Linked DNA regions of Mus musculus: all the other regions are linked to region 3. Evidence: chromatin loops called from intact Hi-C (ENCODE). Cell type or tissue: left cerebral cortex. All regions are shown on one strand.

What was found. Hi-C counts contacts between places; a loop is a spot of excess contacts. Peaks named below come from ENCODE experiments on the same cell type or tissue, not always from the same donor. Only the 100,000 strongest peaks of a DNase experiment are listed, where the experiment ranks them.
Region 1: it touches region 3 in a loop (4-fold over the local background); 3 of 42 quality-filtered maps call a loop at or near these places.
Region 2: a loop joins it to region 3, with 2.8 times the contacts of the local background. A loop is called at or near these places in 4 of 42 quality-filtered maps.

What each region holds. Positions count from the first base shown.
Region 1 is chr4:107,979,276-107,987,275 of GRCm38, reverse strand. The region is part of intron 2 of Slc1a7 (solute carrier family 1 (glutamate transporter), member 7); the gene reads right to left. Among named protein-coding and RNA genes, the nearest start is that of Slc1a7, 15 kb to the right of the region's middle. In left cerebral cortex, a CTCF peak has its summit at 3,412; DNase peaks (open chromatin) are centred at 2,492, 3,463 and 7,540; H3K27ac peaks cover 452 bases.
Region 2 is chr4:107,939,294-107,947,293 of GRCm38, reverse strand. It overlaps Gm40221 (a long non-coding RNA gene), which reads right to left. Exons shown (of 3, transcript XR_867994.1): 2 at 3,545-3,692; 3 at 1-767. Among named protein-coding and RNA genes, the nearest start is that of Gm40221, 5.8 kb to the right of the region's middle. In left cerebral cortex, a CTCF peak has its summit at 3,949 (motif pointing left); DNase peaks (open chromatin) are centred at 4,899, 6,217 and 7,852; H3K27ac peaks cover 450 bases.
Region 3 is chr4:108,053,404-108,061,403 of GRCm38, reverse strand. Scp2 (sterol carrier protein 2, liver) reads left to right here. Exons shown (of 16, transcript NM_011327.4): 14 at 5,836-5,965. Among named protein-coding and RNA genes, the nearest start is that of Gm23354, 16 kb to the right of the region's middle. In left cerebral cortex, no CTCF peak of the experiment used is centred here; DNase peaks (open chromatin) are centred at 1,207, 2,276, 3,068, 3,949 and 1 more place; H3K27ac peaks cover 3,776 bases.

The sequences.
Region 1 (8,000 bases), 74 kb after region 3:
CCAGCCTAGACTACATAGCAAGCAGTAGACTTTCTGGATCTCTCCCAGAGTAGGCCTTAATCTGGCTTGTGTCTAGGCCCCCAGAACCCAGGGCCTGACTAGACCTGAGTGTCGGTTTGTCGACGTGATGTTAAACTAGTGGTTGCCCTGGACCAAACTGTAAGGACAGTTTGGGGTTCTGGTGACTTTAAGCATAGGGTCCCTTTGAACTGGTCCCTTGAGCTAACTGGTCCCCTGGCCAGGCTGAGGGGAGTTCCCTGGCGCTGTGTGTTTTGGGCATTGAAGTACTTGGCACTAGGACTCAAGAAACAGATGGAGTGTCAGCAATCAGATGGAGTTGGAGAACAGTTGCAGACAGTAGACAGGGTCTTTCAGGGCCTGTTTTCAGTCTTCTTCCTACCCATTTTATCAATGGCTTGGCCAAGGCCACCGACACCATGTGGACCCGGTTTGTAGAGGGCAAGCTGGAAGGAACAGCTGATGAGCTAGCTGAAGGACCCCAGCAGGCTAGAGCGATAAAATGGAACACAGGTAAGCGCTGGAGTGCAGGTAGCTTCAAGTGCTGGGCAGTGGGACCACTGAGAGGGGCGGGAAGGAGCTGCTTCATGCAGTACTTGTGGGAAGGGGACGCTGGCAGTTTGTTTGCTGGCAGTTTGTTTGCTGATAACCTGATGAGTCACCGGGGACTTGGGGCCATTAACCAGAGGGCTCAAGGCTGCCTCAAACCTGCCCTGAGGTTGAGTCCCACTGGGAAAGGGACAGGAAGGGTGCAGTGCCCCTCACACAGCAGCTGGCAGTAAAAGAGACAAAGGCTTTAGGGAAAAGCACCTAGGGCAGCCTGGAGGACAGCAACCTGGGACACTGGAGCTGATAGGGAGCTCTGGGAACCTCACTCAGTGCCTGAGGTAACTTATGTCAGCACCACCCTACCCTGCAATGAACCTCTTTGAGACACTGGAAGCAAGTTACTGAAGTCACATAGTGAGCACTCAGGTGTCCAGTAGGACTCCTGCTACCAGCAGACCTGAGGACAGGAATGAACCTGAGTCCCTGGGCTGAGTGAGGCCTTGGGTCTGACCTTAGCTGAGTTCTCAGGCCATATGAAGTCTACCCTGCAGGCAAGGAGGTATGACTAAGAAGGGGTCTGGGCCATGAGTGAGAGGGTCTCCTGTCAGCCTTTCTAAAACCCACTCCCTAGCAGACAGCAGGCACAGTCTCTGACAGCAAGCGCCACGTTAGCGCCTAGTTCCACTTCCCAGATGGCTCTGCCACACCCCTAATCCCCCAAGCAATTCTAAGGCTTGGGGCAGGATGTCTTGATGCCAGTTCACTAAAATGTGGGCCATCTGGTCCCAGGAATCCCTCCAAAGTGCAGAAACTCCCCTCGAGCCTCTACTTATACCACACTGGGTCAGCAGCCACCACGGGCTGGTTCTGTTCATTAGGAAGTACTTTTCTTGGAGCCAGGGTAAAAAAATCTACCTCCAGGGGGAGAGGATCTCTTGTAGATACAGCCTCCCTTTGCAGCTGTGCAGAACAACCCTCTCTGATTCCTAGGTGGGATCCTATAGAGCTGCCTCCCTCCCTCATGGTACAGAAGGCTGAGGAGAGGAGGGTACAGGCTCCACCAGGAGTAATGACTTGCTAAACATACCTGCCAGACTGGCCAGGACCAGACCTTGCTCAGAAAGACCGCTCCTGAGGAAAGAGACGGCCCTGGGCATACAGAGGAGTTTCTCCTAACACTCCTCTTTCGGGGCTGACGGGGTCTGTCCCAAAGCTTAGAATGGAGCTGTCTGACTGAGTCTCTCCTTGGCAGTGAGTCTCCATAGGAAGATGGTAGGAACTCTTTCAAAACCACTCATCTCCCCTTCGCTGTATACATGTTATCACACCAACTACATTGGGTACTTGCCCTGAGTATTTGGGGGTCCCGGAAATGAATGAGGGGTTTGTGGTCACTGGGAATCTTGTTTAGCAGGTACAAGGCCTGCAGTGTAACAACAGACCTCTGGGTCACCACCGTGACTGAGAGAGACCAAAAGCAATCGGTAACCCATGAGGAAACCACCCTCTCAGAGGTGGCTGCCCAATTGAATCCTGGGAAGGTGAGCAGGAAGCAGAAAGGGATGAAGTAAGACTGTGGGCATCTAGGATGGATGGAGACTTTCTGAGTCCCCGGGCTGAAGGTCTGCCCTACTATATAGCTCCTAGCTGAGCTGTGTTTTCTCTCTTGATCAGCAAAGATCTCAGCTGATGAGGCAAGGGAGACAAGAAAGATTCCCAGCTCCCATGGAAGGAGTGGCAGGGCCTAGCTCAGAAAGGCTAGCCCGACTTTAAGGTTGAATCCAGAGGTGCAGGCAATACCAGGTTTGACATTTAGTCTGTGGCCACCTCCAGCCTGCAGCCTGCCTCAAAGCTTGGAGAAGCTGCTCTGAATACTGGCTCCCAAACCAGACTTCAAGACTGCTTGGCCCAAGCCCATCTCCGAGGAGTCAGAACGTGGGTGTGTGGAGCAGTCTGCCAAACTAGAGTGCCTCAGCAAGGGGGAGAATGGGTGGGGAGACACTTTGGACCAAACATGATTTCCTGATTCTCAGAAATTTCCGTTGAAAATTCTTACAAGAAACAGGAAAGAAAACAATATTTACGTGGGCATATGAATGCATCGCACACTTGCTACACACACACACACACACACACACACACACACACACACACACATGTGACATCTCTATGAGGCAGAGCTAACAAAACACCCTGCCTTGTTCAGCCTCAGTGAATCACAAACACATGGCTTCAGTTTCCTTGAATGATGCCTGGTTTGAGAAACTGGAGAGGGGTGGGGAGGAGGATGGGGGGTGGGGGACAAGGGAGAATTGGAGGCTCTGGCTGAATCCAGATGTTGGACTAACCACCCCCAGTTTTTGTGTTGTTCTTGTCTGTGGATGTGTGAAATCGAGGCACAGTTGACATCCTAAGGTTAACCCTGGTGAAGCCACAATGGGCCACACACACACACACAGACACAGATACAGACACACACACACACACACATATGTACACATAGACACACACAGAGAGACACAGACACACATATACACGCATACACACACATGCACACATACACACACACACACACACATACACACATAGGCACTTGAGCACACACACCACCTGGTAGGCCCTGCCTTGTAAATTTGCACTTACTCTGTATCTATTTTATGGCAGAGGCTAAGAACACTGTAAATAACACAGTCTGAGGCTATGTCATTTACAGAGCCCTAGATGCAATAAATAAATAAATAAATAAATAAATAGCCCCAGTGGTGTGTCTAGGAGCATTGCAGGAACCAGGATGGGAAGGCTCAGCTGCAGCCCCCAGTGGAAGTGTGTAACAAGAGCCTCAGGCACTGGTACAGGGTGGAAACTCTTATGACATTTTGTTGAATAAAACCCAAAACAAGTAGGAAGCAGATTTGTTTTCGTGGAAGAACCAGGAAGGTATCCTTCAAGAACTTAAAGGAACAGAAAACTGTGGGTGGTTTTTTCTTTTTTCTGTCAGTCTATGAATGTGAAAGGAAAGGGCTATGCACAGAGAGCATCCTTGCTGGGGTAAAGTGGGAAAGGATGGTTTCTAGGTCCAGGAGCATACGTGAAGGGAATCAAGGATGGATAGAATTGCAGAACACAGCTCAGAATAGCAAACCACTTGCTGCCCACTTAAGCAGCATCCCTCAGGGAGGGCCTGACATAGGTTAAGGATACTGCAGTAACAGATTCTGTCTGCCAGACCATCACTGTCATGTGACACGGGAGTTTTTCAGTTTTGAATGAGGTGCCAATACTCAGTGATAGAGACAGGGGGTCTTCTTGCAGCCACTTCCACTTTGAGGAAAAAATTTCTCAGTGGCAGGTATGAGGTGAGGAGGGGCTTGCTGGCCAGGGCAAGGGACTCTTTGTGGTTTGATGAAAGAACTGCAAATGTGTGGAAAGATAGATCAGTTTGCAATAGAGGCTCAAGGACCCTGTTCAAGAAAAGGCTTAAGCTTTGAACCCTTCTTGTTACTGAAGTGAGTGGCAGTGTACACCAGAAAGCTCATGAAGCCAGCTGGCAGGAAAGGTCCTCGGGGAGACCCAGGAAGGAGTGGAGAAACTGAGGCTCAACCCCTCAGGGTGTTAATCTCAGGGTATGCTTAGGAGTCTGAAGAAGAATGAAGAATGAATGGTTGGGATGACTGAGGAAGAGGCCACATCATCTCTGTAGCTGGAGCAGGGATTTATGTCTTCCCAGGCTTGATGAGGGCTGCAATTCATGGAGACACATGCAGAAGGATCTAGAGCCCCACAGTGGCTGGCCAGCCACACAACCCCTCTGGTGGTTTGACTATGCTTGGCCCATGGGAAGTGACAATATCAGGAGGTGTGGCCTTGTTGGAGTAGGTGTGGTTTTGTTGGAGAAAATGCATAACTGTGAGGGTGGGCTTTGAAACTCCACCCAGTGCAGAAGAGACAGTTGTTCTTGGAGGCAGTTGAATCAAGATGTAGAACTCTCAGCTCCTTCTCCAGCACCATGCCTGCCTAGATGTTGTCATGGTAGCTGCCATGATAATATTTGGCTAACTTTCGAACCTGTAAGCCAGCCTCAATTAAATGTTTGCCTTTATAAGAGTTGTCTTGGTCATGGTGTCTCTTCACAGAAATAAAACCCTAACTAAGACACCCTCTGAGCTACTTGAAGCTTCTACTGAGTGAAAGAAGCTGACCTTAGCCTCTGGGGTGGAGGGCTCAAGAGCAAGATAGCAGGCTTCACTTGAACTGTGGTTTCCAGTCAGTAAATAAGGCAAGCCCAACTGACCTTGCGTAAGTTGCCAAAGAGGCTCAGGAAGCCCTGGGTTTAATCTCTACCATTTGATGTGGTGGTGATGGTCTATAATCTCAGTACGTAGGAGGTGGAAGCAATTGGATCAGAAGTTCAAAGTCACCCTTGGTTACATATTAATTTTTGAGGGTAGCCTGAGCTACAGGATATCATGTCTCAAAGTAATAACAATAAGCGCGTGCACGTGTGTGTACACACACACACCAAGCAAACAAAAAATATCAGAACCTGGGCCCTTGGGCCCTCAGGAACTTCTGCCCAAGATCTGAGGGGAGCTTAAAGGCAGATTCTTCCACAGGGGAGCCCCCAGATCAGAAGAGGCCCAGTTGACCCTACACTGGAACCCCACGGGACACCAAGATAACAAAATGAGGAACTTAACCAGGCTTGGACTTTGGATCTAACAGACAAAGGAAACTGAATACCCCAACATGCTCTCCCAGCTGCTTGGGAAGTTGTTCTTTTTGTGACCCACTGACTTAGAGCAAGGGGTGTCTGTGGGAGCGGAGAACTGGGTGGGTGTTGCTGAATTGTAGGACCGAGAGAGCAGAGGAAAACAAGAGGGCAGTGGCTCTGAGAATTCGTGGAGGCGTAGCTCAGGGTGCCATGACCGAATCAGTGAGACCACAGAGCGGCTGTGCCACTTGGGAGGTCCAGAGCCGCATGAATGGCCTTATCAGTGTCTCTGTCAAGAAGGACTTCCCAGGGGAGGTGGCATGTGTGTTGTTGATGCTATGACCCCTGACAGCAGAAACAGAGGTAGAGGGTTCATGAAACATCTTCGAGATGCATTAATAAATTAGGAACAAGTCTGCTTCACCCATCATGCACCGGGCTGTGCTGGGTCATGTGCCTTCTCCCAGCAGCCCTGTGAGCAGGGTGACCTTCCCATTTTGCAGGTGCTGCTGAGGCTCCCATGCCCATCTAAGGGCCAGTGAGATAGTTCAGGGTCTAATGGTGGGAACCGCCCAAACCCGTAACCTTAGTCCTTTCCCTGGAAGCTACGTGTTGAAAGGAGGGAACTAAATCCTACAATGTCCTCTGACCTCTCCACATTCTCATTGGCATGCACTTCACCCCTCACCTGAAATAAATAACTCTTGAGAAGTGGCGCACACACATCTAGAGAGTGACCCCAAAAGTCATGCTTTTTCCTGGAACCCTGGAGAATCCCAGTTTCATGCACCCCTCCCTCCCTGTGATTCCCATAGCCGTAGATGGCTAAGGGCAGGCTGCAGTCTCCTGGGCTGAGGGCTAGATTGGAGCAGATCCTGGACAAAGGAGGCTCAAGGGTTAAAAGACTGTGGAAGAACAACTGAGAGGGGTGGATGGCAACCAAGCCTTGAGGGCCTCACCTCACTTTCCTCCTGACTCTGTCCCCTCCCAGATGGTGGGGCCCTCCACAGCATCCTCACTCTCAGTGCCGTGCCCCTCCCTCTGCAGTCTCTTGCATCAGAGAATACCAGATAGAGGTCAGTGTGAAAGACAGGGAAGACATATCCAGTGCCACCAGGACCCGGTGTTCAACCCTTTTAATGGAAGAGCGCCACCAACAAGTCACTCCTTGCTGGGATAAGTGGCCACTCCAGAGAGAAATGCTCCCTTGCCTGGCTGTCACCACTGGGCTTTACAAAGGCACTCTGGTCCTGGTGTAAGTCAAGTCAGATATGACTGGAAATTCACCTACCTGGTGGTTCTGACATGGCCAGGGTTACAAATGTGACAGGAGGAAGACACAGGTTGTTGCCCATAGCAACCGACAAACAAGGAGGCAGGAGGATTTCACAGACAGGAGAGTGAGCTGGCGTGAGGTGAGAAGACACAAGGACGTGTGTGTGTGTGTGTGTGTGTGTGTGTGTGTGTGTGTGTGTGTGGTGTGCTTAGCAATGACTATGTGATCAGCATGATTCCAGGTGGCAAGTTGTCCTGGAGATGAAACAGGAGCCAACAGTAAGACTTGGTATCTCACTGGAGCTGGCTGTGTCCTCTGCTTCCCTGGAGCAGATGCTACAGAAAGCCACCAACTCCTGGGGCACAGCCAGGAGCCCCTGGGGTGGAGGTGTAGCACCCCTCAAGCCAGGTTCTTCAGCTGTCCAGCTGGAAGGAGGCTGGAACCCAAAACGATCAGTTTTTTAATAGACTTTGAAACCTCACCCTACTTTGAGTCCCTTGTTAGTTCTGGTGGAGTAAGTCCGCTGAGGCCTGGCATCTGATTCGGTCAGAACAGTGCTTCTGGCTGGCTGTGCCTGGAAACAACCTGTGTGGTACCCTTTCCAGAGCGGTGCTCCAGGGTAGGAACATCAGCCCAGGGCTGGCTGCTCAGGGACAGAGTGAATGGAGGACAGACCCTGGACTTGTTTAAGAATTAAAGAGGGAGGGCTCAGGAATGAGATGTTTGGGGGGTCAGGACCGCATCATTGGGGGGAGAAGGGTTGGATGTGGCTTAGTGGTAACAACTTGTTTAGCCTTTGTGAGACCCTGGATTTGAGCTCCAGACCAGGAAAAACAATAACAAAAAAAGCAATATGTCATTTTCTCCCACAATGGTTTCATTCTCCAGTGACAGGAACCATTAAAGCGCATCCATTTCTCCACAGCAAGGTTTCCCTGCACCAGCCCTGACTACAACAAACACAGGAAACACGAACAGATGGGCTTTACTCACTTAAGGCAGCATTCCAGGCCCAGCAGGAGGAGTGTTCTGGTCTAGTGGAGAGAGTTAGAAGCTGAGAGGCTGGACAGATAGATACTTGTCACTAGAAGCACAGGCTGGGGACAAGTGGCTTAGCCCACACCAAAGACAATGGAGGCAAGACAAGGTGTAAGGCCTCAGATTTCCAAACAGGATTTTCTTGAGCCAAGTGACAAGGCCAGGGTGAAGCTCCAATCTGACTACAGGGTCCGTGTTGTGCCCTGACTACCTGCCCAAGCAGCAAGGACAGTAGAAGTAAAGCAAAGGGACATAAAGCCACCCAGAAGGAAACCTATCTCACTTCCTTAGCTCCAGGGAACTGCATTTCCCTGGCCAGTGTTGTCTGCAGCCTGGGAGCAACTTGAGTTCAAAGACTTAAGTTCTGAATCTGCAATCCCCAGCGCAGGGCTGAGTAGCCGGCAGCCA
Region 2 (8,000 bases), 110 kb after region 3:
TTAGGAATACATACTTGTGCCCCCCAGCACTTGAGAGGTACAAGCAGGAAGTCAGGGTTCAAGGGCATCCTTGCTGTAGCTCAACTTTGAGGCCATCCTGGGCTACTTGACACCCTGTCTCAAAACAAAACAAAAACAAAAACAAAAGAAAACCAACCAACCAACAACAAGAACAAAATCTTCACATACAGAACTTGTAAGTCTGACTCACTTACAAGGAAGAACTTTTTTCCTTGGAAATAACCAGCCATCTTCTGTCATCTATGTGATACTCATAGAAGAGAATACTGAAAACCAGATGAGGCCAGCTTGGAATACTTATTATCTCATTATCAGGTCATATTTCAGTCTGGAAACAGGGCCATGGTACACACTGGAGACTCCCGAAGATTTTATAGTAAGAACCCAAGACAAATTTCAAATTGCAAGGATCCCCTTCATAAATAGTCCCACTTTTCCGGGACAGGCTCACCGGGATCCAGCAAAGATACTGAAGTTTAAGGTGCTTGCATTGTGATTTCCCCCAGCTGGCACAGGGCAGCGGTGTGTGTCTGTGGTCCTAGTACTGGGAGACTGAGCAGAGAGGCTCACTGTGGCCAAGGTGTTTGAGACTAGCCTGATTTACAAAGTTGGATCTCAAAAAATAAAAGGAAATAAATTTAAGCAATAAAAATGTTCACTCACTCACCGTTTTCTTCCCCATGCTCCTGGAGATTAGGTAAAAAAAATTGCTGCCTATCTTCCAGAGACAGCTGAGAATAATTAACCTACAAAAAAAAATTTTTTTTAAAATTTTATGTGTATGAGTGTTTAGCCTGCATGTATGTCTCTGTACCACGTGTGTGCTTGGTGCCTGTGAGGCCCAGAAGAGGGTGCCAAATTATCCAGAACTGGAGTTAGAGATGTTTGCAAACTATCATGTGGGTGCTGGGAATTGAACCCTGCAAGAACAGCCAGGGCTCTTAAACAATGAAAAATCTCTCTAGTCCCAGCAGTAAAGAATTGTAAAAAGTTAAACATCTGGGCTTATCAGAAGACAAGAATGTTACACAATATTGTTCTATTTTTCTTCTTAATATAGTTCATTAATTTCATTTTAGGTTTTGGGGTTTTGGTTTGGTTTGGTACTGGGAATTGAACCTAGTGCCTTCTTCATGTGAAGCAACTGCTCTACTCCCGACCTGTCTTCCCAACCCCAGCCCATTGTTTTAAATTGGCAAATCAAATGATATATATTTATTCAGGGACGCTCGGTCTTGTTCTTAATTACTACTCACTGCCATTGTCAATGATCCCTGTAGCTGTTTTCCATAACAGAGATGTAATATTCCATTTCAGTGAGGACCTTGTGTTGACTAGTCTTATGTCAACTTGACACAAGCTATAGTCATCTGAGAGGAGGGACCTTCAAGGAGCAAACACCTCCACAAGATCCAGCTATATGCAGGCAAGTCTGTAGGGCATTTAAAATTAGTGACTGATGGGGGGAGGACCCATCCCATTGTGAGTGGGCCACCCCCGGACCGCTGGTCCTGGGTTCTATAAGAAAGCAGGCTGAGCAAGCCATGGGAAGCAAGCCAGTAAGCAGCACCCTTCCATGGCCTCCGCATCAGCTTCTGCCTTCATGTCCTGCCTGATTTGGGTCCCTGTCTTGGCTTCCCTCAATGGACTGTGATTCAGACACGTAAGCCAAAGAAGTCCTTTTCTTCTCAACTTGCTTTTGGTCATGGTATTGCGTCACATCAACAGAAACCCTAATTAAGACACAGATTTGGGCTGGTGAGATGGCTCAGTGGGTAAGAGCACCCGACTGCTCTTCCGAAGGTCAGGAGTTCAAATCCCAGCAACCACATGGTGGCTCACAACCATCCGTAACGAGATCTGACTCCCTCTTCTGGAGTGTCTAGGACAGCTACAGTGTACTTTAAATAAATAAATAAATCTTAAAAAAAAAAAGACACAGATTTTTCATATTTCTGAGTTAAAGTGGTTATATGCATACATATATAGAGAGCATATGGTTCAACAAACAGCCCAGGGTCACAGGGGACCACATATTTGACAGAGATCTGAAATTGCTCTCGCCTTATGAAGGTATATATAGCCATTAAGTCACTGTACAACTCATGACTCTCGTGTTTGTGGTGGTGCTACGCTCTGGTGATTGTGGAAAACTGCACACAGCTCTGTATGGAGACTGATACCTGATACTGGTAACAGGTGGCACTATTGCTAGTTGACTTTTGCCACAGTACTATACTTTCTGCTGTTATTTCAGAGGGAGCACCCTCTACATTTAAGACAACTGGTCGACCCTACAGCAGGCTTCCTTGTGAGAGCATCAGCAGCTTCAGGAAGTTCTCCCCAAGCTTTAGGTGGCTGCTGCATAGACACCAATCTTTCCAGGCCAGAGGGTTCAGGGACATTCAGGTGCTTCTGCGGCATGAAGCTGAGAGCATCATTGGGCCCTAGAGTCTTACAAATTGAAGTTCTGTTTGTACATCGAAGAAACTACCCTGGGATCTCGAATTTCTTAGCGGCTCTTTGAAGGTAATGACTCCAGAACTCACCAAACTCCTATGTATGAGTTGAAAATCCTATGTATGTGGTGAAAATGAACTGTGACTCTCTGGAGAAGGCCACCCCCACGCCAGGGCAGGTCTTCTTGCCCTGAGCCACTTTCTTTTCTCTGTTCCTGTGCTTAAATAATAAACTCCAACTCTGCTGCATATTGGCTTAGGCTGAAAGTCTTTTCTGAGGCAAAGTCAAGGATTTGGCATTACAGGTATCCAAAAAGAACTCTTCAGGGTGTTTGAGATGTCAGAGATACAGTTGGAGCTGTGTCTCTGGCTGGTGCCCTGCCATTGCTGACATAGGACAGTTGAACTCTGGTTGCCAGTCTCTGCTGCCCTCAGCCTGGGAGCCACAGCTCTGCTGTAGTAATCTGCCAAGAACAGTCAGGACTTGGGCAGTGGCTGGCAGCGTTCCACCCGCCCCCACCACCAACTAAAGGCCAACTAGAGACTGCCAAATATGTTCCCAAGCAATCACATAAAGAAATGTTTCTAGTCTCTCTCTCTCTCTCTCTCTCTCTCTCTCTCTCTCTCTCTCTCTCTCTCACACACACACACACACACACACACACACACACACACACCTTCCTGATGAAGGCCAAGACTATATCATGGAGTCTTTTTTATACTATAAACTTTTCCTGATTCTGGCTTACCTTTGAATTTATGCCAAATACAAGTGATGGTAGGTGACTCCCTTGCTCTAGCAAGTTCTGAATTGCTAGCCCGTGGTCTTTACCTCCTCCAAGAGCCTCTCCTCAGTGGCCCGAGTGCTCTGAGACTCCTACCTCTCACCGGTAGCTATTGTCTCTGAAGTTGAACAGTAATAGCCAGGGCAGCTCCCTCCATGCAGTGCACGCTACACATAAATCCCCTTCTAGTTTGCAGGGGGTGTCCTGCTACAGACCCATGCTCTCAAAGTATGCTTGCTCTCAGAGTATGCTCACAGAGATAAACAAACCCAGGATTACCTTGTCACTCTTTGTGAGATGCCCAGTTAACTCCTAGTTATTCTGAATTCTTGAGAAAATGGAATCTTCTGAACCAAGGAGATGGCTCAGTTGGGGACATGCTTGCTGTGAAGGCTTGAGCATGTGAGTTCCTTATCCAGCATCCATGCTAAAAAAAAAAAAAAAAAGTCAGGCTGTTTGTACCTATAGTCACAGTGCTGAGGACATGGAGACAGGAGGGTTCCAGGGGCTTGCTGGCCACTAGTCTAACTGATCTGTATGCTCTAGTGAGAGACCCTGTTTCAAAAAGCAAGGTGGAGGAGCTAGATGGACGGCTTCACTGTTAAGAACACTGGTCCTTCCCAAGGACCCGGATTTGATTCCTAGCACCAGATCTGTAGTTCCAACCCCAGAGAATCCAACGCCCTCCTCTGGCCTCCTTGAGCATTGCAGACACCCGCTACACATACATGTCATCCAAACAACCATACATTGAAAAAAACTTGTTCATGAAAAAAAGGATGGAAACGGATTATGAAAGACCCCCAGCATCAAGCCTCTACACTCTGTGTGATACATGTTGCACGCATGCGCGCACAGAATGGGGTTTTCTTGTGAAGTAGATTTTCTGACAGGGGTGTGTCTAATTTCACAAAGATTGTAGTAAGAAGTCAGAAGCAATAGCCAGATGTAATAATGGTCCACCCTGTAATCATAGCACAGAGAGTATCAGGAGTTGGAGGCCAGCATGGGCTACATAGGGAACAAGACCTCATCTCAAATGGAGTTGTAAGTCCTTGGGAACAGCGTGAGTCACCGCGCTATGCTGAAGCTGGCTGGCTGCGACTAGGGTGGAGTGGCTAACCCTGGCCTCAGGCTACGATAGAACTAAGCATCACAGAAGCTCCTTCTCTCAAATTTATTGCTCATAAAATTGGTTGCCAACCACCTTCATCCTTCCCCCATGTCCCTGGATCTCCGAGTTGTTTAGATTAAGGGTAGACGGGCTGTGGGTAGATACAGAGAGATGCAGAAGGCAGCGGAGACAAAGGAAGAGGCTCCCTAGGAGGGTCCTTCAAATCCTGTTCTGGCCCACAGTGCTGAGACCCCCACTTTCCATCTTCCCAGCTCTGTGAAGCACACGTAATGCCTCCCAAAGCAGGGAGAATCCTGTTTCCTGAGCGTGGTAGACAGTTCTGTGTCTGCCTTTAAGAAAAAAAGAAAGAAAGAAAGAAATTTGAAATTCCAAACATCCTTTTCAAGCTCCGTTCAGCTCTTTTTATGGCTGTGTTTGGACAAGCTGAGCAAATGAAACGTAACATCCAACTTGGGGGCTTTGGTTGATCACCCCGTGTTCTGTCTGAGGGAAGTCTAAAAGTGTGCGTCATGGAGGACTCTAAAAGCCCCAGACGGCCCTGCCTCCACCCCTGCCTTCTCACCCCTCTGCCTCTTCTTGTTCCATCTATAGTAGGATTCTTGTTTCCCAGCCCCCTGTGCCCTTTCCAGAGCCATCTCCATGTCCGTTGTTTGGTGTGGCCTCTCCTCTCAATCCATCTGATGAAACCAGTGGTCCCCTAAGACTCATCACACGTGTAAGCCCAGTATCCAGGAAGCAGAATGACTTAGTCAGGGTTTCTGTTGCTGTGGTGAAACGCCATGAGCAAAAGCCATGGGGAGGAAAGGGTTTCTTTCAGCTTTAAATTCTCAGGTCACACTCCATCACTGAGGGAAGTCAGGGCAGGCCCTCAAGCAGGGCAGGAACGTGGGGTAAAGACTGAAGCAGAGACCACAGAGGGGTGCTGTTTACTGGCTTGCTCCTTATGGCTTGCTCAGCCTGCTTTTCTATGTAGCCCAGGATCGCTTGCCCATGGTGAATGGGCTGCCCCCACCCTGTATCAATCATTAACCATATCAATGAGGAATCAAGAAAACGTCCCACAGGCCTGCCTATAGGTCAATATGGTGAGGACATTTTCTTAATAGAGATTCTCTCTTCTGAAATGACTATAGGCTGTATCATGTTAATGTAAGAAAGCAGCCAGCCTATGGCAAGGGGACCAGTTGTTCAAGGCCATCCTCGGCAGCATAGCAAGTTCAAGGCCAGTCTGGAATGCTGGAGATCCTGTCTCAACTCCCACCCCCTCGTAAAACAACACCAACATAACCACATTCATGCAACCTTCATGCACATCTTAGAGAAAGAACCATTTATCATCATGGTGCACCCACAATGCCTTTCACTCCCCAGCACACGTGGATCACACTGGATATCTGCTCTCCACAGCAGGACTGCATCCCCCTCAGGGAGGGGGCCATGTCTTGCCTTCACTCTCCTGTAGGCCACTGTCCTGGGATGGTTACATGATTGGAAGCAGAGACTTAATTTCCTCTGGCTTGCTCCTTGTGGCTTGCTGTAAGGGTTGGTGCCTAGGTGGGTAAAGAGCTTGTTGAACAAATTGGAGGATCTGAGTTCAGATCCCTAGAACCCACATAAAATCCCAACATAGTAGCACACATCACTCACCAGGCATGCCCTACGGGGAGGTTGGAGAAGAGGTGGGAGGTGGACACAGGAGAATCTCAAAACCTGGAAGATCAACTACTGTGGCATATGTGGCTGTAAGCAAGTGACCATTTCTCAAAGTGGACGGCAAGGCTCAACACCCAAGGTTGTTCTCTGGTCTACACAGTTGCACTCCCACACATGAACACTCACACACACACACACACACACAAGCACACAAGAGTAAATTAAATATGTAGGAAATACTGCAGTAGAGCTATGGAGGGGCTCGGGGAGCGGTGCAGCGCTGGGTGCCAGCAAACTTTCAGTTGGCGTGAACTAGTACAGAGGATTTTAACTGCTCCAGAAATAGAGCATACCAGTGCAGTCTGTATTCCTAGTGATTGAAATGGGTGCAGTAAAGAAGCCAAAATAGGGCTGCCTTGTCTGGCCTCAGGAGGAGAGGATGCACCTAGCCCTGCAGAGACTGATGTGCCAAGGTTGGGAGATACCCAGGTGGGCCTCCACCCTCTCAAAGGAGAAGAGGAGGGAGTGGGGGAGGGACTGTGTGAGAGGGATTAAGAAGAGGGGAGGCAGTGGTCATAGGGATGTAAAGCAAATAAACAAATATATTAATGGGGAAAAAAGAAAACTCATGCTTTCGGTAATACTGCTTAATAAAATTCTACAGACTGCTTAAAAAGAAAAGTAAAAAGTAAAAACAGACACACTCTGTGGGTAAAAAGGGAAAAGTTTAGTCCAAATTGCCAAGGGTGTCTCTAGGGAAAACAGAGAGACCAACTGAGGGTGGCGGTGGGGGTGGAGAGTAGGGGACTGGGGATACAGGGTGTCATATTTCCAGGGTTTAAAGGAGAACGGCTACCTGGGTGGAGGGGAACATGTAAACTGGGGTGGAGAACAGGTGTGTAACAAGTATCTGTTGAGTAGAGATTGAAGGAGCCTAGAAGCAACCACAGGTCTAGGATATGAGAATGGGCACCTCAGGCATATGTTAATGGAAGAAAAGGAGAACCCTTCCTTTAAACAGGTAGAAGCTATTTTCCGAAGTCCCTGATAGGGTGCAGGCTTTTTTCTAAAGGCTAGACTTTGGGAAAAGGGATATCTTGGGACCAGACACCTAGCACTCAGGAGACTGAGACAGGAGGATTACAAATTCAAGGCCAGTCAGAGTTACATGGTCAGACCTTGTATAAAAATCAAAAGAGAAAGGGGAGGAAGAGAGTGAGAGGAAGAGGAAGTAGAGAGGACCAGGAAATGAGGAGGAAGGGGAGACAGAAGAGGAGGCGGGGGCTCTCCTCTTGTGTGAAAGCATCAAGGCCTAAGGACACACAGCAGATACCTCAGAGAGGGATTTGAGGTTAACAGTGCCCCACTCCTCCTCTGCCCAGCTCTGAGGGAGAGAAGAGAAGGGCAGGCTTGGAGAGGGAGAGCTCTCTGCCACTATTCCAAGTGGCTCCAAGGTCCTCTTTCACATCCCCTCTTGCCTTCTCCATCCTGTCCCTCCATCCCAGAAGCTGACCTATGAAGACACACTAGGGCTGGTCTTCAGCTTCAGGTGGGGTGCACGCAGATCATGAGGGTAGGATTAGAACGAAGAAGACAGGAAAGTGGGGTTGCCATATATCCCACTGCTGTCTTCTTCTGGGGCCACCTAAGGCTGGGTATATTCTGAGCAAGGTCACATGGCCTCTCCATGCAAGTAACCACTGCAGAGGTGGCAGGCCTTGGTGATGATGATGCCCATGTTACTAGGCAACTTAGGGACTCCCTAGTTATGAGTCCTTCACATCTTTGTAAGCCTGACCTTTACTCAAATGTCCTCAAATAGCCAATTTGAACACACCACCTGTTCCCTGCCCACTCCACCCTCCACCAAGAAGATGCACATTACTGTCCTCCTTAAACCTGGTGGGTGAGATGTAGGGAGGGGAGGTACAGGAAGGGGAACCCAGA
Region 3 (8,000 bases):
GAGCTACCATATGGGTGCCAAGAATTGAACCAAGGACCTCTGGAAGAACAGCCAGTACTCTTAAATGCTAAGCCATCTCTCCAGCACACCCATAATTAGTTCTTGATAGAAAGAGGCCATACAAAGACAATAAAAAAGAGGTACCTGTAGCAAGATTAGGTATTTACTTCATTGTCTGGAATGCAGTAGTCTCCTGGGAGCTCACTACTGATTTTAGATTTTAGATCAAACCAGACACAGTTACCGTCCCAGTCACAATTCAGATCACACATCTGAGAATAGGCTGAACTAAACAACAGGAGTCAAGGCTTTTAGGCTGGCATTTCACTCCTGCTAAAGCCACAGAGGGACAGGCCAACACTGGGCACATTTCATGTGCTGAGGACTTCTGACGTCTGACTGCACTGTGACTAGTGTGCCTAGCCAGTGTTCCAGGGTTTTCATAAAAATCAACACCTTTCTGGGACTGGAGCAGAACCAGACTGATGGCTGCAGGCACGGCACTGGGATAGGAGCTGCAGGACTGCCAGGCTGCCATCTTAGGGGATGACCTCATTCTCTTTTCACTTGGATGCTTTATGGCCGTGTCAATAAGTCCTTTACATGTTTTTCAGAACATTGTACATGTTTGTACATATGTGCCATAACTTATTTAATTGGCCTCTTATGATAATAGATTATATCTAAAATTTGCAAATACAGCGTTGCTGTTATAAATTTCCTCCTGTACTTTAAATACTAACTAGTTTAATTAAAGGACAGAATTGGATAGTAAGTGTGTGCATTTTACAGTTTAGACTAGCCAGACCCCACCAGAAAGGATAATGCTCTGCAGACTTACTAACAATTCAAGCGAATAGCTGCTTTTTTTCTATAGCTTCTCTAAAACTGTATTGGCTTATTATATAACCATCTTTGCCAGCGTAGTCAGAAGGAGGCAGCCCATGGCTGTGTTTTGAATGCCTTTCATTATTGTGTCCGCAGTAAAATGAGGAATTCTATGAGGACTTAGTCCGAGGTCACATCGGAAGATTGGGTAGATTATCCACCCTGCAGTCGGGTCGGCTGGGGATAGTCAAGGGGGGCTTCCTTACTGGGACTAACAAAGAGGGGCTGTTTCAGGCTTGCACTTGGCCGTTCGCAGTGCAAGCCTATGCCTCCGCTCTCACTTTAGTTCTGCACTCCTTCACCCCCTTATCCCAGTCTGTGTCTCCTTCCCACGATCGTCAGTTTCCTCGGTGCTTGGAGCGCTAGAAAGGGAGTCTGGGCTCTTTGTCAGTGAATGCATTTTCTGCCTCTGCGGAGGCAGCCCAGCTGAGGTTTCATTTCCACCTTTGTCTTCCTCAGCAGTGCTCCACCGGCCTTCTTAGAATTCAGCCCTTTTTGTCCCATTGCCTTCCCAGCAGCACCTGCTCTCTGGCCTCCAGTCCACTCCGAGAGTACTTTTTCTCCCACAAGAGGCATTTAAGACTTCTTGGTAGAAATGATCTCCAGTTTTGCAACTGTGTTTTTCTCTTTTTAGCTCTCTTACCTACTTTCACTCCCGTTTCAAAGGGAAATGATGTATTGACCACAGAGTATGGGTTTTGTAAAAGGGTCAGTTGGTTCTTCAGAAGGAACAGCACGTGCACATGAATTTACATCTCTTAGGCAGTGAGAGGTAAGCGGTAGAACCTCTTAATGCTTGCCTGGATCTTCCTGCTGGGACGCATTGGTGTCTGCTCTGGCTGGTTTGTGGGGCGCTGTGCAGAGGCAGACGTATCTGGAAGTAGTCACTGGCCACTGGCCCCAGAAGAAACCTGGCTCAAGTTTGATCCGTAGTACTGAAAGGAGATGACTACTGAGGAAAGTGGGTGCTGACTAGAACAGCTACTTTGCTGTAAGACCCATGACTGCTTTCTGGAACACCAAGGAACTATTTAAGAAAAAGTCTGACACACCAGTGAACTGACTAATAAAAGGTAGTGAGGATACGAATCAGTAGTGAGGATGTAGAGACATTTGAACCCCTATTCAATGCTAGTAGGGTTGTGGGGTATTGGTGTTTTGAAAGTTTGGTAGTTCCTCGAGGAGTTAAGCAGCTTATGATCCAGCAATTCCCTCCTAACTCTCGACCCAAGCAAGAGAAGAAGAGCCTCTGTCCACAGTAGTCATAAAACCAAAATGAAGACAAGGAGAAGAGGACTTGGAGACTGCTCAGTGGGTAAAGCCGTGACTTCCTGAGCACGAGAACCCACGCTGGGATTCCCTGAGCACCCGTGCAAAGGCAGAGTGTGGCTGGCGGTGGGTGGGCTTCTAAAGCTGAGAGAACACACGCGGATCCCGGGAGCTGGCTGGCAGCCAGTCTAGCTGAAGCATTGAGCTCCAGGTCCAGTGAGACCTTTCTCAGAAAGGTGGAAGCTGGGCCGAGTGGCGCACGCCTTTAATCTCAGCACTCAGGAGGCAGAGGCAGGTGGATCCTTGTAAGTTTGAGGCCAGCCTGCTCTACATAGAGAGTTCCAGGACAGCCAGGGCTACACAGAGAAACCCTGTCTATGAATGAATGAATGAATGAATGAATGAAATGGGAAGACAGATGAAAAAGACATCAGTTGCTGGCATCTGTTTGTGCCTGCATGAGTGAGCACCCCCATACGTACATGTACAAATACACAGAAAATGCACATACACACACACAACAAGAAACATAAATAGTTAAACAAGTAACCATATTCAGTAGAGTCTTATCTTACCATAGAAAGGAGAGAGGTACTGGCTGATACACAACCCAGCATGAACCTTGAGAATATGTTAAATGAAACAGGCTACTCACAAAGAGCACACTGTATGGTTCTATTTATAGGAAATATTCAGAATAAGCCAGTTTGTGGTTTTCAGAAGCTAGTATCAGAAAATGGCGACTGACTGCAAGGGCTGTTAGTTCACATGAGAACGTGAGAATGTTCTGAGAGTAGTGATGTTGAGGTTGCACGTTGTTTATTAGTCACTCTCTGCATCACTGTGGCCACGTACGTGACACAGCTGTCGAAGGAAGGAAGGGTTTATTTTGGCTCCTGGTTTAAGAAAGATACCGTCTGGGCATGGTGGGAGGGATGGTGGCAGGAGCGTGAGTCATAGCACAGCCACGGCCAAGAGCTCCAGCCCAGAGAGAAGAGCCAGTGCTCAGCCCGCTTCCCTTTTGATTTGGTCTGGGATCCCAGCACATGGGATAGTGCCACCCACATCTGGTGTGGGGGTTCTCTAGTAAACCTCTGGAAATGCACTAACACTCAGCAAGGTGTGTCTTTCTTTATGATTCTAAATCCTGTCAAGTTGATAATGAAGATTAACTGTCAAACACATCTTAGAGTGCACTAAAAAAAGTTACTAAATTGTATACTGTGAAAAAGTGCATTTTGTAGGGTCTGAATTACACTTCAGTTATTGTTACACTGCTCATGTATAAACATACACACGCACGCGCGCGCACACACACACACACACACACACACACACGCAGAGTGGGAAGGAAGAAGAGAACACAAATTAGGGCCGTGGTTCTGCACACATAGAAACAGAGGTGACTGTGGTGTCAGGTGATGTAAATTCCTCCAGGGAAATAAGCATTTGAGTGTTTCAGGTGCTCATTACAGTGTGAATACAGTGAACACTTTAAATCTTTGTTAAGGGAAAGAATAGGGATGAAGAACCCTGGATATATAAATTACTGCAGGCCATTAAGTCCTAAATGGACAAGGAAAACTTAAAAGTAGCCAGGTCCAGAAAAAGCATAAAAAGATTACCATATTTTCTATGTGTCTGTAATAACTCAGCCATTAAATATAATGAAGATATATTATTAACAAGAACACTGTAAAAATCCCTAAGAATAAATTTAGCTAGAACTGTTGCTGGGTACAGATGCTCCTGCTTGTAACCATAGCAGCACTTGGGAGGCTGAGACAGGAGGCGGCTGCCAGTTTGAGATCAGTCTAAGTTACAGAGTAAAACCATATGTCAGAAAACCAAAATGTGCACACACACTCACACATAAAGATTTTTCTCTATTGAAAGAGAAAAGGACAAACCAGATGTGGTGATGTACACTTTAATCTCAGCACTCGGGAGGCAGAGGCAGGAGGATATAAAAGTAGATGGTCCCCACCTCCTTTTGGTTAGATTCTCAGCTGTGCAACCTAGGCTGGCCTAGGGCTCAGTTGTTAGCTCAGGCTGGCCTTGAACCTTCAGTTGGGATTCCATGCATATACCATTCCGTCCATACCACTCCACTGGATCCAGAGTGTCTTTATGGAGTCCTGGCTCTTCTGGAACTTGCTTAGGTAGCCCAGGCTGGTCTGGAACTCACAGATCTGTCTTCCTCAAGCTTTGAGTGTCAGGATTAAAGGCTGTGCACCACCAGGCTCAGCCATCATACTCGCTTTTAAAACTATTGTGTAGAGAAAAAGGATGGAATTGATAGCAGCTGTGATGTTTCTTTATAGGATAAAATTAGAAATGATTTATGTTTTCTTTTTGCTTATTTATATTTGCTAATTTGTTTACAATGAATGTGTTTCTTTTCTTTAAAAAAGATATCAAAAATTGTACCAATTTTGGTTTTCTTTTTTTTTTTTTTTTTTTTGGTTTTTTGAGACAGGGTTTCTCTGTATAGCCCTGGCTGTCTTGGAACTCACTTTGTAGACCAGGCTGGCCTTGAACTCAGAAATCCGTCTGCCTCTGCCTCCCGAGTGCTGGGATTAAAGGCATGTGCCACCACACCTGGCTGGTTTTCTTTTTTTTTTTAATTAATTTATTCTTAAATGAGTTTGTCGTTTTGCCTCCATGCGTGTCTATGTACCATGTGCATGCCGAGTATCTATGGAGGATAGAAGAGGGGATTGGATCTTCTGTAGCTGGAGTTAACAGATGGCTGTGAGACACTGAACCTGGGTCCTCTGGAAGAGTAGCCACTTTTAACCACTGAGCCACCTCTCTGGACCTTGGTTTCCTTTTTTAACTAGAAATGTATTTACCATTAGAGCCTGTGCCTATGTACGTGGTGTGGTGGGGATATGTGTGCTGTGACTCACCTGTGAATGTCCGAGGACGGCTTAGTGCAGCTGTTCTGCCTTTATAATGGGTCTGGGGACTAAACTCGGGTCATAGGCAAGCACTGAGCCGTCCTGCCAGCGCTGCTTTTCTTTAGGGCAAGTTGCATGTGCCACCGTCGTCTTCCATTGCTCACTGTGCAGCTCTGTGTCATTGGAAGGTTTTGTCACTACAGTACAGAGCACTGCTGGCCTGGGTTGGTCTGACTCCCTCGCTGCTGTGATCTTGGTTCCTAGCACAGAGTCTGAGGCCATGTTTCAAGAAGACGCAGAAAGCGGAGTGAGAATGAAGTGGGAAGGAGAAGGAAACCATCTGCTAGAGATCACAGTGACATGATCTGTAGTAGGCCACTGCACTCCCAAGACCCAGGTTACAAGGCAAATGGAGCATTGTTTACGTAGTCCTTTATACTAAGACAGGAATGGAGCTGTTAGAGAAAGCGGTTTCAGAATCATTTTTAGTCTTGATTGTGGGGAACCAAATTAGAAGTGAAGGAACTGACTTTGAAGCTCAGGCTCCTAGACAGGAGCAAGCTCTGTCCCAGGAGGTGCTCCAGGCCGCTGCCCCTTCTTTACAGAGTTGACAGGTGGGGGAGATGTTGCCCCTTCCCTTCTGACTCCTGAGTAAATAAAATGGGTGTTCACGGGCTCTGCCATCTCAGCTCCTCACATCATTCACCTGTTTAAGTATTTATTTAAAGTCAGAGGAGGGAAGGATGGTAATTCCTCACGTCACTTCTGCTTCCAGGAAGGGGAACAGTTCGTGAAGAAAATCGGTGGCATTTTTGCCTTCAAAGTGAAAGATGGCCCTGGAGGCAAAGAAGCTACCTGGGTGGTGGATGTGAAGAATGGCAAAGGATCTGTGCTTCCCAATTCAGGTCAGTACCACAGTGGCTTCCCTAGAGCAATGTAGGTTCACACGGCTTCCAGCTCTTCAGTCCTGGGGAAGATAAAGGCTCTGACACCCCCTCCAAAGCCGGGGACACCACACAAGAGATACTAGTCTTAGAGTGGGACTTAGAGACATGTGGCTTGGATTTCTGGCCTTGTCACTCCAACCTGACCTTGGTCTAGTTATTCAGCCCCTCTGAGTGTATTGGTTAGAGTTTCTGTTGCTGTGATGAAACACAGTGGCCAAAAGCAACTTGAGGAGGAAAATGTTTATTCCCTCCATATAACAGTTTATTATCAAAAAGCAGTCAGGATGGAAACTCAAGCAGGGCAGGAACCTGGAGGCAGGAACCTGGAGGCAGTGGCTGATGCAGAGGCTGTGGAAAGGCTGCTTACTGCCCTACTCCTCATGTTGCTCAGTTTGCTTTCTCTTTTTCTTTTATTTTTTTATTAGATATTTTCTTCATCTGCATTTCAAATGCTATCCCAAAAGTCCCCCATACCCTCCCCCCACCCTGCTCCCTTACCCACCCATTCCCACTTCTTGGACCTGGCATTCCCCTGTACTGGGGCATATAAAGTTTGCTAGACCAAGGGGCCTCTCCTCCCAATGATGGCTGAATAGGCCATCTTGTGCTACACATGCTGCTAGAGATACGAGCTCTGGGGGTACTGGTTAGCTCATATTGTTGTTCCACCTATAGGGTTGCAGACCCCTTCAGCTCTTAGGTACTTTCTCTAGCTCCTCCATTGGGGACCCCGTGTTCCATTCTATAGATGACTGTGAGCATCCACTTCTGTATTTGCCAGGCACTGGCAAAGCCTCACACGAGACAGCTATATCAGGGTCCTTTCAGTTTGCTTTCTTATACGATGATGCAGGACCACCAGTGCAGGAGTGCACCACCCGTAATGGGCTGGGTCCTCCCACGCCCATCACTAAAAAAATGCCGTACAGGGCTGCCAACAGCCTGGTCTGTTGGAGTTGCTTTCTTAATCCAGGTTCTCTCCTCTCTAGGTGACTGCAGCTTATTTCAAGTTGTTGTAAAATTAGCAGCACATCAAACTTTGGTTTTCTTACCAGTAAACAGCCTTATTCATAGAATATATGTGGGGCTTGAGAGAGTTTCCTTTTGGTAGCCCGAGGTCACACTGTAGAGCATGGCTGATGACCTTGGGAGACCTGGCTGTTCACTACCTCCCCGATCTCTCATCCAGTCCTTCCTTGAACTCATTCCCTAGCTTTTCTCTGATCTCTCCCAGACTTGTTCTTGCCGAGGTCCTTAGTAATTGCCACTTCGCTAGACGCAGTGGTTAATTCCAGCCTCCATATCGCATGTGCAGGGTTTTTTATTGACTGGCTGCACATTTGGGCTTGTCTTGGTAAGTCCTTCATCTCCTCAGTTCTAGGCATTGGGGTGTTGCAAGGCTTAGCTCTGGTTCTTTCACTCCCCGGGGATCTCATGTATCCTCGAGTCTTAAAAACAGTTTGCTGATGACTCCCAGGTTTTTGTGTTCTGTACGGGCCCACCACTGGATTCTCAAGTGGCTGCATAGCTGTTTAGCTGACACGTATATGAGGACACCTGTCTTTCTACCTCTATAACAAAAATATCGCAGAGTGGGGAAATTAGAGACATGCTAAGTTTAGTTGGTTCCCAGTCTCAGAGGCTAGGACCCCACCAGAGGCCGCATCTGGGGTGAGAGCTTTGTTACTGTGTTCTGGGGCAGTGGAGGGAAGGAGAAGTGGCCAGACAGGGGGGCAGGATAAGAGCTGAACCCTTCCATTTCTCAGGAGCCTGTGCCTGAGGAAATGGAATCAATCTATTGCTGAGGGCAAAGCCTTTGTGGCCCTTAGCCCCTTTAAAAGGCTTTGCCACTTAATACGGCTATACCAGAAACTAGATTTCAGTTGTGTTAGAGGACGCATTAAACCATGGCAACCTGTAACATATCTTAGAGGTATGTGTGAAACAGAGCTCTGGGCCCCTCTCTCCCCTTAAAGTATGTTTTACCGTGATC